Regions from separate parts of the Homo sapiens genome. Here region 1 is linked to region 2. A link is an interaction called in ENCODE POLR2A ChIA-PET data of the cell type or tissue named here. Cell type or tissue: IMR-90. All regions are shown on one strand.

What was found. Peaks named below come from ENCODE experiments on the same cell type or tissue, not always from the same donor. Only the 100,000 strongest peaks of a DNase experiment are listed, where the experiment ranks them.
Region 1: POLR2A ChIA-PET joins it to region 2 with 6 read pairs; 2 of 35 experiments call an interaction of 5 or more read pairs at or near these places.

Annotation. Positions count from the first base shown.
Region 1 is chr13:30,519,332-30,521,831 of GRCh38, reverse strand. It overlaps a transcript of HMGB1 not described here. Among named protein-coding and RNA genes, the nearest start is that of HMGB1, 55 kb to the right of the region's middle. In IMR-90, no CTCF peak of the experiment used is centred here; a DNase peak (open chromatin) is centred at 1,081.
Region 2 is chr13:30,136,628-30,139,127 of GRCh38, reverse strand. No RefSeq gene overlaps it. Among named protein-coding and RNA genes, the nearest start is that of LINC00384, 15 kb to the left of the region's middle. In IMR-90, no CTCF peak of the experiment used is centred here; a DNase peak (open chromatin) is centred at 997.

The sequences.
Region 1 (2,500 bases), 380 kb before region 2:
GTAGGATTGTAAAATGGTTCCTCTGCTTTGGAATACAAGGTGGCTGTTCTTCAAACAGGTAAATATTGACTTATCCTGTGATCCAGCAGTTCTACTTCTAGGGATATACCCAAGAGACGTGAAAACACGTATCTACACAAAATCTTGTACATGAATGCTTATAGCAGCATTATTCATAATAGCCAAAAGCAGAAACCACTCATGTGTCCATCAACTGATGAGTGAATAAATAAAATGTGATATATCCATGCAACTGATATTATTCAACAATAAAAGGATATGAAGGGCTCATATACTACAACATGGATGAACCTTGAAAACATTATGCTAAGGAAAGGAAGCCAGTCACAAAAGACCACATATTGCAATTCCACTTATACAAAATATCCAGAATAGGCAAATCTATAGAGATAAAAAGTAGATTAATGGTGGCCAGGGGCTTGGAGTCAGGGGAGGAATGGATACTAACTACTAATTGGTCCAGGATTTCTTTCTGGGGTAATGAAATTGTACTAAAATTGATTATCAGTACATTCTCAACATACTAAACTCCATTGAATTTTTCATTTTAAGTGGGTAGATTGTATGGTATGTGAATTTCATTTCAATAAAACCGTTCTGGGAAAAAATAAGGGCAACACAAAGGCCATTGATAATAATACTGGGTTTTCAGCAAATGACCAAATGGAACTGAACTCCAGCAAAGATCAGTTCTGGGCTTGATTAACCTCTTACCAACATGTCTGAAATTCAGGACACATAATGGAAGAGGTCTCACAATCTGCTTGCCAGGCCACAGTCGTCATGTCCATGAACATCAAAAGCACTAGTGTCCAAACTTAGAAAATGGGTATCAGTTGCCTGGAATAAAATCCCAGAAGGAAGAGTGAAGCGCTCCTTTCCTTCCTGGGAACCAAATGTTTATGGGAAAAGAGGTGGGGAGAATGATAAATCATCACGTGCTTGCCAATAATCTTCAAGCAGGAATCAAAAATAGGCAAGCAAAGAGCCCAGCCCCAAGAGCTTTTAGTACTGTTGGATTCTCTTAAGAAATGCTGCATCACCAGTGCCCTTGGTGGCACAGAGGACGATACTGAGTGAATAAGCAGTGAAGCAGACTCTGAGTCAAACAAGTGATTCACAAGGCTGAGATTCTGAATGAGAAGACAATTTGGGAATTTTATTTTATTTTATTTTATTTATTTATTTATTGAGACGGAGTCTCACTCTGTGGCCCAGGCTGAAGTGCAGTGGCCTGATCACAGCTCACTGCAACCTCCGCCTCCCAGGTTCAAGTGATTCTCGTGCCTCAGCCACCCAAGTAGCTGGGATTACAGGCATACGCCACCACACCTGACTAATTTTTGTATTTTTAGTGGAAACAGGGTTTCACCATGTTGGCCAGGCTGGTCCCAAACTCCTGGCCTCAAGTGAGCCGCCCGCCTCGGCCTCCCAATGTGCTGGGATTACAGGTGTGAGCCACTGCGCCCAGCCTATTTTTATTTTTTTTGAGACGGAGTCTCACCCTGTTGCCCAGGCTGGAGTGTAGTGGCCCGATCTTGGCTCACTGCAACCTCCACCTCCCAGGTTCAAGTGATTCTCGTGCCTCAGCCTCCAGAGTAGCTGGGATTACAGGCATGTGCCACGATGCCCAGCTAGTTTTTGTATTTTTAGTAGAGATGGGGTTTCACCGTGTTGGCCAGGCTGGTCTCGAACTCCTGAGCTCCAGTGATCCTCCTGCCTTGGCCTCCCAAAGTGCTGGGATTATGGGCATGAGCCACTGTGCCTGGCCAAGAAGACAATTTAGGGATATTTTAAATCCATTTATTTTGCCTATATTTTCCTTTTTATGTATGCAAAAGAGTGTTAAATATTTTAAAAATCTAAGTCTAAAAGAGCAATTTCAAAAAGTATAAAATGGTAAGTGATAAGGAAGCATCATCTCATAGTTTAGTTTAATTAAAGGAACATTTTTCCTTTCTAAGGACTGCATAATATAATGCTGCATCAATGGGCTTACATTTGATCATATTTAGTATTTATTATGAAAGATAGTTCTTGAGGGTGGCAGGAACTGTTTTCTAAGTTCAATGTGACATCTTTAGCTGCTATGTTGATTTTTTTTTTTTTAATTGATGGAGTCTTGCTTTGTCGCCCAGGCTGGAGTGCAGTGGTGCGATCTCAGCTCACTGCAAGCTCCGTCTCCTGGGTTCACGCCATTCTCCTGCCTCAGCCTCCCAAGTAGCTGGGACTACAGGCGCCCGCCACCACGCCTGGCTAATTTTTTTTTTTGTATTTTTAGTAGAGACAGGGTTTCACTGTGTTAGCCGGGATGGTCTCGATCTCCTGACCTCGTGATCCGCCCACCTTGGCCTCCCAAAGTGCTGGGATTACAGGCGTGAACCACCGCGCCCGGCCTTTTTACTTTTTTTTTTTTTTGAGACAGAGTGTCACTCTGTCACTCAGGCTAGAGTGCAGTGGTGTGATCTTGGCTCACTGC
Region 2 (2,500 bases):
ACTTAAACACATTTACAAGAAAAAAACAAACAACCCCATCAAAAAGTGGGCAAAGGCTATGAACAGACACTTCTCAAAAGAAGACATTTATGCAGCCAATAAACATATGAAAAAAAGCTCATCATCACTGGTCATTAGAGAAATGCAAATCAAAACCACAATGAGATACCATCTCGCTCCAGTCAGAATGGCAATTATTAAAAAGTCAGGAAACAATGGGTGCTGGCAAGGCTCTGGAGAAATAGGAACGCTTTTACACTGTTGATGGGAGTGTAAATTAGTTCAACCATTGTGGAAGATGGTGTGGCGATTCCTCAAGGATCTAGAGCCCATGCCCCTTTGAATAACATGAGCAGCTCTGCAGGAGTGTGGGCCATCAGCCGCGGGCTTATCTGCCCAGCCCATGCACTTCCGCCCTCGCCTGCCACTGTTCTGTAGTCCTGTGAGTTCCCCTGCTCCTAAGAAACTGTGTTTGGGAATGTCACAGATTTCCTCCAGTAGGAAGATGCCACACTTGGCCTCTCTTGACTCGGAAATTCTTGTCTCCCTGAAGTTCTCAAGTCACTCCTAGAGCACCAAGCTTCAAGCTGGCTGTGCTTGGGACAGAGGTCAGGGCGAGCCCAGGCCAACACACCCCAAGTCTCACCTCCCTCCAGTACTCCCCCCACATTCACACAGACTTCATTTTGAAAAAATCTAAGCCTACAGAAAAGTTGAAAGAATGGCACAATGAATATATCCATTGTCTGGATTCATGAATTAACATTTTGCCACATTTGTTCTCTCTCTCCCTTTTCCCTCTTTTTACCCTCCCTCCTCTCTCCACAGAAATACCCCAAGAGGTTCACAGTGACACCTCACCCCATTATCGGTGACGCTAACTTTGATAGCAAGTAATGGCAGCTCAGTCTTCCAGGGGAATGACATCTTTTGCATTTGTAACTGATGAGAAATATGTGGAGTGTTGCTTTAAGGTCACGTGAATCTCCTGTTCCCCAGCACCCTTCAGCAATGCTTTTTGCATCTGATGATCCTGCCTGAGTCATTTATGATGTTGGTGGCTGCAAAATTCAATCCCTTTGCTTTGTTTTGGGCACCACTGTAGATTCGTGGATTTTTTTTTTTTTTTTGAGATGAAGTCTCGCTCTGTCGCCCAGGCTGGAATGCAGTGGCGCAATCTCGGCTCACTGCAACCTCCGCCTCCCAGGTTCAAGCAATTCTTCTGCCTCAGCCTCCTGAGTAGCTGGGATTACAGGCACCTGCCATCACGCCCAGCTAAATTTTGTATTTTTAGTAGAGATGGGGTTTTACCACGTTGGCCAGGCGGTAAACATCCATTTGTGGATGTTTTAAAGTTCAATGTCGTATCATCTATTAACCATCATCACCATTTTAATGGTCATATTGTCTCAAGTTTGGTCAGCAGCCCCTCCAGCTGGCTCTGATGAACTTCTGATGAGTCTCCCTCCATCTCAGCACTTCTCTACTCCCTGGAACAGCAAAATGCTCTATGCCCACCCATTAGTTTTCTTATCCCTAGCCTGGAATTGGCCATTTCTCTAAAAAGCCCTGACATCATGTGGTGGGGAATGTATTTAGAAAACAAAACATGTGTGTTAGTGTGTTTATTGCTATTGGGATGTCACTGCTTCTAGGATCTTCAGTACTTTTTAAAAAATTTTTAAGATGATAACAGCTGAAGCTTATTTCCCGGCTCTGTGCTAGGCTGTCCACAGGCAGCATTTTATTTCAGCCTCACACCAACCCCATGAGGTAGGTGCTGTTATTATCCTCATTCCACATTTGAGCAAACCAAGTTTAAAGAGTGCAGGAGACTCCTGAAATCAGGATCCAAGTCCGAATCCAGAATCCACTCTTCCAACCATAGCCTCCATCTTGAGGACCTGCGATCTGCCTGTCGTGGTGCAAACATTCTTTATCACTAATCTCACAATAATGCTGCCAAGAAATATGCTCCCATTATACAGATGGGGAAGCCTGAGAATCACAGAGGGCACATGCTCTGCCTGAGGTCATCAGCTGGCAGAGCCAGAGCCAGATCGTGAATTCCAGCCAGGGTCTCTGCTTCCCCTCCCCACCCACAGTCCTCACGTTGTGTCCTGCTTGGGTTCTGGGACCAGACTGTTTTGAGGAAAGGTGTCTGAGACGCACCCAAGGCACTCTTGGGCTCTGTCCCTGCCTTGCCAGCTTCTCCTCACCTCCTGGAACCATGGACGAGTTGAGATGAGAGAGAGGGCCAGGAGCAGCCGGCGAGGACACACAGCTGTGCTTGTGGATGGAGCTCTGGTTTCTCTGTGTGCTGGTGGCAGTGGTGGAATTTCCTCAGCTGAGAAGTGCAGACCTGGGAGCAGACATCAGCCACCACCCTGTGTGTGGCTGCTCTGTAGGCCTGAGGTGCCCAGATCAGAGTGGAGAGGACAGGCTTGCTGTGGATTGTGAGGTTGGAGCACAGGGTGCCAGAGGCAACAGACGTGGATTG